Linked DNA regions of Homo sapiens: region 2 is linked to region 1. The links are chromatin contacts, found by Hi-C in ENCODE. All regions are on one chromosome and are shown on one strand. The core of a region is the stretch at or near the end of the contact, and the rest is flanking DNA. Distances in the headings are between cores, read along the strand shown.

Region 1 (3,547 bases), core at 581-3,080:
GTGTGCTGGTGCTAGGTTCCCTGGGAGTCAGTCCTCAGCTCTCTCCTCTACACACTACCCCCGCAGGGACCCCCACTGTCGCCACAACCCAAGCATTCTCAGGTGGAATATCCACCCCGAACCTCTCGCCTCTGATGCAGACTGAAGGCCCGTGCCAAGTGCCCCAGACTGAATCCATTAGGTGGTGCACAGGGTGCAGGTTACACACTGAGTCTGCAGTCAGATGAGCTCTCCTGCACTTTTGTGAATGTGTCTGGGCCTCAGTTTCCTCATCTGCAAAATGGGGAGATGGGGAGGAAGCTCAGTCATAATGGTCCTGAAGCAAGGAGGCCCCCTATGCCTCCCAGCATGTGGAACAAGCTAAGTGCAGGCCCGGTAGGACCCAGGGCTGTCCCAGGACTGTCCCCGTGACCACTGTCCAGCTGGCTCCGTGGTCAGGGCATACTGTAAGTCATTGACAGCAGAGAGAAGCAACTGTTCACAGAAAGGAGAGCGCTCCGGGGACAAGGGCTGCCAGGGCGCTTCCCAAAAGTCAGAGAGCCAGGATTCGAACCACACCAGCAGAGGGTCGGGCAGGTCCAGCACGGGCCAGGCACAGAATGGGCGCGGGGCTGCTGCTGAGACGGTGCCCTTGGAGGACACAGCCTGGGCTGTGGGAGGCGAGACCACCAAAGGTCTTCCCAGTCGGGTCGAGTGGCCTGGATGAGGCAGGCGGTCAAGGATGTCTGTGGATGGTGGGACGGGGAATAGCAAGCCCGAAAACCAACTGGGAAGATCCCGGACCCGGGAGAGCAGGAGAGTAGCCACGGCCCAGTCCCGACACCAGGCGCGCAGATCACGAAGAGGTGGGCGTCCGCAGGCCTCGGCGACCGGCTGCGGGTCCCCGGGGCGCAAGGATGCGGGTCCCACGCGGACGGGCCCGTCTATTCAGCCGCAAGGGAAAGCCTCCCTCTCAGGAATGCGCACTCGGGTCCGAAATGTAAACTTGCAACCCGACTCCTTCCATCCCCCCTCGGAAGCGACAAAGAGCCGCGGAGCAAAAACAGGCCCCCGCTCTCCCGGAAGGGTCTCCAGGCCTGGGGCCACTGGGGCGCTCGGCCGCTCGCCTTCTCTCCAAGGTCCCACACGGTCCCCAGCGAGACCGCCGAGGGGCAAGGGGCGCTGGCCACCCAGGTCGCGCCCCCTCCTCCCCGCCGGGAAAGGGCGGAATTATCCGCTGGGACCGCGCCGACCTGAGCCCGCCCACCCAGAGCCCGGACGCGGGACGCAAGTTCATCCAAGAAGCAGAAGCCGCCGCGAGACAGTGACCCCTGGGCTTCCCTGACGGGCCCAGCCGCGCAGATAGCAGCGGCCGGGGCCGGGGAGTTGGGGGTAGCCCGGGGGGCTCCACGGCAGAGGTCCAGAGGAGCGGGCGTCGGAGGGGACACCCTAGGGAGGGACGCGCCCGCCCCCATTCCCACCCCACCCCCTCGTGTTCCCGACCCGCATCCCCGGGGCTGGAGCTGACGCCGCCGGGGGCGCGGGGCGGCCGGGGTCGCCGGGCATTGCGAGCGGGGCGGCGGCGCGGGCGCGGGCGGAAGCGCCTCTCCCCGGCCCGGCGGCCGCTCGGGGCGGCGGCAACAGGCGCCCGGCACACCCGCCCCGCCGGAGCCTGGGCTTGGGGCGAGAGGCGCGGCGGCGGCGGCGCTGCTCACCCACGCCGTACTTCTCCTCGCGCTTGGTGGGCACCCAGCGCGTCATGGCGCCGCCGGAGCCGCCGCGGGTCGGGCAGGAAACTCCGCGTCTAGGCCGCCATTTTCCATTCCTTTCGAGCCGCGACAGGATGGGGAGGAAAAAGTTTGCGGCGGAGGCGGCGTCATGTGGGACGGGGCGGGCGGAGCGTCGCGGGCCGGATGGGAAAGGCCGGGAGCGCCGGCGGGAGGCGGGACGGCCGCGGGCTCTGCGCCCGCCCTCGGCGCGGACCCTGGGCCCCGACCCCGCGGTCGCCGGGGCTCCCCTTCCTCTGTCCCAGTGCGCCCAGCCCCGCGCTCCGCACCCGGGCACCCCCGCGGGGTTCTCCTGAGTTCCTGGAGCTCCCGGGGCTGGCGCTCACGCCGTGAGAGGGGTGCGCCCTTAGGGGGGCGGGACGGACGGGGGGTTTCTACGGGAGGTAGGAAACGGGCGGCTTGCAAGGCGCGGGCTTAGGCCGGAGCCTGGTGGTGCGAGGTCCCCAGCTCGGATTTCTCCCTGGTGGAGAGTCCCGGAGCAGAACAAACCAGCAGAGGCTCTGGAAAGGGTCCTCCTGAGCACGTGGCTCATTCATTCATTCGACAAACGTTACCTGAGCGCCTGCCCACTCATTGCCCGAGTGTGCTGGGAGCGCCGCACCAACTGCCTGGTAGGTGGGAGAAGGGACACGTCAGGTAACAAACAGCACAGGTAAGTGCCGGCCACTCAAATGGGGTGGAAAGAGGTGGCACAGCGCTGCCGAGGGAGTGCGTTCCAGACAGGTGACCTCTTGCTTGGGTGCTGAATGAGTGGAGTTTTCCAGAGAGACCAAGAGGAAGCAGCCGCAGAAACCTCAGCCCAGCTGGGCTTGCAGAAGCTAATGCTAGAATAGTTGTGGGACTCAGGATCTGCTGAAGTCGGGGGAAGAGAGAAGTAGGGAAAGGAAAGCCCAGGCCACGCGTGGGGCTCAGGAACGGCATCCTCGCCCGAGGTGGGAGTTCTTCTCAGGCCCTGGTGTTTCCCATGACAGTAAAAGGTGGGGGCTTCAGATTTCTCCAAGGGAAAAGTTAAAGCAACACACACCTATTTATTTTTACTGTAATTTCAGAAAAGAGAGGTTAAAACCAAGACATGGACAAAGCCTCCGAATGAAGGCAGCCCTTTAAATGGAATAAATTTGGTTTCATGGCACATTAATGGGGTGTCTTCTCTCCGAAGACACAGAGACAACTACAGTAGGTCTGGGGGCCGTCAGGGATTGGAGGAACGAAGGTAAGAAAAGGAAGAAGGTAAGAAAAAGAGGTCCCTACCTCTGTGAGGTAGGGACAGTGCTGAACAGCAGGGCTGGGAGAGCCCACAGGGAGGTGGCCAGGATGGCCACAGGGCCTGGGGAGGACCAGGTGGGGCACCATCCTGCGGTAGAGAATGCCCGTCACCTGCCCTAGGGGCCACCCAGAATGCAGATTAAATAAGTATTTGGGAATGGCACAGGAGCTTTTCCATTTTCGTGGGTTAGAGGAAAGCTGCTGCGTTCAAGAGGATAACGTGGGACCTGAGCATTCTGGTAAGTCAACCCCACATTCATGGAAAGCCACGGGCTCTGTTTTACTGATAAGGAACTGAAGTCCCACAGAGGAAGTGGCCAGGCTCACTCACACACAGCATGCACTTGAAGCTTTCTGTGGAAATCAGAAACCTCCGGGGCTCAGGCGCTGTAGTGGTGGCCTGGTGACTCTGACCCCTTGAAGGAGAAGCATCTGTGAAGGTGCTGTCCAGGACAAGTAGGGTGCTCTACGGTAAAGGACATGGTGGCCTGACCTGCTCCAGAGCAGGGAGGCCT
Region 2 (3,547 bases), core at 682-3,181, 490 kb before region 1:
TTTGTCAAGGGAAGGTTATTTTAAGGGAAAATACAACAGAGCTCCAGCTGAAAATAGTCACAGGGCTTCATATATCACTTGGGCTACAAATTATGTATCGCATTTGTCAACCTGCCAGGCTGTTTCTTGATTTCAGAGGTGGCTGGTGTTGGCTAATACTGACTGTCTCACTCTGACTGCATCTTCCTCATAGAAGGACTTCTATTTTTGACCCTCATCCTCCACAGAGAAGCCTGGTAATTTTCAGTCAAGTACTTGGATTAAGGGCTTTATCGAAAATTACTAGGCCTCAACCAAACACAATAAGACAGACAATTCAGAGCATCTTCAGAAAAGAACACTGGTCTGCCATGATAAAACCAAACAGAAGGCTTTTGGGGCACACTCAGGCGGGCGGCAAGAATGGAATGGAAAAAGAGCAAGGAGTCATTATTAGCTCGGGAAGGAGGAAACGTAAAAGAATGAAAATGGAAACAGATGGAAATGACATTTTGCAGAGAGAAAGAAAAAGATTAAGAAACCAAGAGCTAGGCTGAAAGACATTCAAAACTTTAAAAAACGGTGGAAAGGCAAAAACAGAAGAATGATTCCGTGGGGAAGAAATACAGAAAGATAACAGAACATCATTCAAAAGCCCGTGTCCAATATAAAACAGCAGCAAATCCATTTTGCCTTGCTGGTTTCCAAGCACAAAGGCAGAGAAACTTTAATATCACCCGATTCCCGTCTCTCCCTGCCCCCGCCCACTCTCCCGGGGAGCACAGAGAGATGCCATCGCAGGGGGCCTGGGATGGGGACCCCTGCTCCCTTAACAGCCTGCTCAGCCTTGTCCAGAGGCAAGCTTGTCCTGGATTCTGGAAGCCCCTATTTCCCGTAGGAAGCTGTAGACATTTCAAACAGTGAATGAGCTCTAGGGTGTATATCCTTCCCACAGAGTAAGTACGTAATGAAGATTTCCTTAATTGCATATGGAAATGGGCCACGAGGAGACAGGCTGGATCAGTGGAGCTGTAGCCGGGTCATGGTTTTGCCAGACTGACGTCCCACCTGGCTTCCATTTTATCATCTTGCAAGCCCCGGTAATCACTGGTCTCCAAGCTTAACTGAGGTCTTAAGTCTCCTTACCCCAATACATTTGTAAAACTGGAATTGCGTTGTTTCCCCTAAAATGAAATACATGTAAGATCGAACCAAGGAAATTCTTGTAAACACTCCAAGGGCTGTGGGCACACGCTCAGGACGTGAGCCTGGTGCACGTGGCGCTCTCAGTCAGGTCGGTAAGTTCTGTGGATGCTGACGGCCCTCCCTGCATGCTTGTCTGCCCGTTCGGTCACTTAATAAACTGCTGTAGTCATTTGGACGGAAGATTGTTATTTTTAACATACAAGATTCTAGACAGGAAAATCCAGCCCTGCTCTTGCAAGAATTTGTCTCCGTCTGATCCATAACCTTTGCAGTGAATGTCGTGCTAAAGTCAAGTTAGTGTTAGCCTTGGGAAAGGAGCACACTGACAAAACCCAACTGTGATGCGGCACGTGGCAGAGTGGGGTGGGATCTGCCCCCGACCCGGCGCTGGGGGTGGGGAGGTGGGAGGCATGGCCTTTCGCTCTCCCAGGGGCTCAGTCTGAGTCAGGATGCAAGATCCGTTAACAAACAAAATATGCCCCAAATAAGGAACTTTGTGGAAAGTCTGGGTGACGGCCACCTTCTTGATTGTGTGCTGTTTGCTCAAGTGCTGGCCAGAATGTGCTCAACTCACTAACAAATGACCACCCTGAAAGCCCCGTGCCTGTGTATGTGTGTGGGCAGGGGGTGTCTGGGACCTGGCTGTACTCACTGTTCCATGTTGCTGTGAGCCTAAAACCACTCTTAAAAAGCTATTTAAAAAAATGGAGTGGAGCCCAGGCCACGGCACAGCTCCCTCAGAGGGAGATCCAGAGGTGGCAGCCACAGCCACTGCCTCTGCTCTCAGGAGCTTAAGTCAGCACAGGCCCTGGGGACTCAGGGATGGTCCCTGGAGCAGCTGGGACATCACCTGGGAGCTTCTCAGAAATGCAGAGCCTCGAGGCCCACCCCAGACCAGCTGAATCAAAATCTGGATTTTAACAAGATTCGCCGGTGAACTCCAAAAGCCACGAAAGTTTGAGAGCAGTGAAATATGCCCAGAAGGCAGGAAGGCAGCTGTCATGGCAGCCGTCACACGAGACAGCAGCAAGAAGCAGCCGGTCCACGCCGGGGCAGACCATGGGAAGGTGCAAGGGCTTGGGGAACAGAGGGCATGTTCAGAAGGCCAGATGCTGTGGGTGATGAGAGGGTACATCTGGAGGCTCGATTCCTACTCTAAGGGGCCTCATGCCAGGTGAGAGGCCTGGATCGCCTGCAGAGGAGATGGGAGAATCCCTGAGGTTTGGGCATCTTTGAAGCAGTTCACGCTGTGATCCAGAGGCCACTTTATTAGAAACCAGACTGCTATCTATCTGCAGGAGCGGAAGGGTGGAGACAGGCATGGGGCCTTGGGGAGGAGAGTGGGTAGGGATCTCAGACAGACCCAGGTGAGAGGGACCGAGAGCTTACAAGGAGACACAAAGTGAACTGGATCTAGCAGCAGGGCTTCTGCCCAGAGGCCCGAGTTGTTCAGAAGTGGCCCAGGTAGAAGTGGGTCAAGATGGTGCAGATCTTAGAGCCAGTCTGTCAGCGGGGAAGGCTCGCTATTCCCTAAGGCACGTGCATAGACAGATCCTGAGGAGCAAACGTGACTTATCCTTGCTAAGCCCGGGAAATGAAAAATGAGATTATAATGGGATTTATCCAAAGCACAAATGAAAACAACATCACCGAGGCGCATAATTCTAAATTTTAATAATAAAATAGGTATCGGAAAACTCTGTCTTGCTCCAACAAGAAGATGCTGCTTTTTCTTGATTTCTTACACCTTATCTTGGCAGCTGCCTGTTTCTACCTCTCTCCTATTTGCCTCATCTGTATTTCCTTAAGGGCCATGTGAGAACTCCCAAGTCACCCTTCCCTCCAGGTTCCCGCTGGTAACTGCCGTAGTCTTGACAGCTGTTTCACCACTACAGAAATGAAATTGAGTCACAGGAAAAAAACATCATATCTTGGTGCTTGTGATCATGCTTTTTTCCTTGCCATTTCGACATACATTTTATTCTTTCCAGACTTGAGTCCCCATTTTGTAACTCTTTCAGAAATATTTTCGCTGTTTAAATATTCCTGTAGTCTAAGGAGTAGATACCAACAGGCAGGCAGGCAATTCTACTGCCTGTGAGGCCCCACAGGACAGTGGGCAGCTTCCGCTTCCCAGCCGCATGTGGGCGGCAGTGCTGGTCTGACGATGTTCTTGGCGCTCAACAAGAGCAAAGTCTTTGACTCAGAGCAGCACCGTCCAACAGGAACCACCGTCCAATAGGAGCCACATCCGTGAATGTTGCATTTCCTAGCTGCTACCTTTTAAAGAGTAAAATTAATTGTAGTAATATTGACTCTATCTAAAATATTACTATTTCAACATGAAATCTATACAAACAAA

The links. A loop is a pair of places that touch in the nucleus more often than their neighbours do. Pooled maps may share reads with other maps.
Region 2: a map of tibial artery shows a loop between it and region 1 (3-fold over the local background). The contact joins the enhancer-like site here to the promoter of DOCK1 in region 1. A Hi-C loop is called at or near these places in 3 of 168 maps with a recorded cell type or tissue (IMR-90, ascending aorta and tibial artery) and 5 of 50 pooled maps.

What each region holds. Positions count from the first base shown.
Region 1 is chr10:126,903,711-126,907,257 of GRCh38, reverse strand. It overlaps DOCK1 (dedicator of cytokinesis 1), which reads right to left and starts at 1,830. Exons shown (of 52, transcript NM_001290223.2): 1 at 1,695-1,830. The coding sequence starts at 1,740. LOC105378550 (a long non-coding RNA gene) reads left to right here and starts at 1,880. Exons shown (of 2, transcript XR_946449.3): 1 at 1,880-2,698; 2 at 2,816-3,547. LOC124900289 (a long non-coding RNA gene) reads right to left here and starts at 1,527. Exons shown (of 2, transcript XR_007062336.1): 1 at 1-1,527. RefSeq lists an enhancer at 61-809.
Region 2 is chr10:127,390,780-127,394,326 of GRCh38, reverse strand. All of the region lies in intron 38 of DOCK1 (dedicator of cytokinesis 1), which reads right to left. The region is part of intron 1 of LOC105378551 (a long non-coding RNA gene); the gene reads left to right. Among named protein-coding and RNA genes, the nearest start is that of NPS, 160 kb to the left of the region's middle. RefSeq lists an enhancer at 2,017-2,518. Within about 2 kb of position 1,931, at least 5 of the 41 ENCODE cell types and tissues checked have a DNase peak (open chromatin) inside an H3K27ac peak, as active enhancers do; they include ascending aorta and tibial artery, where a contact is called at or near this core.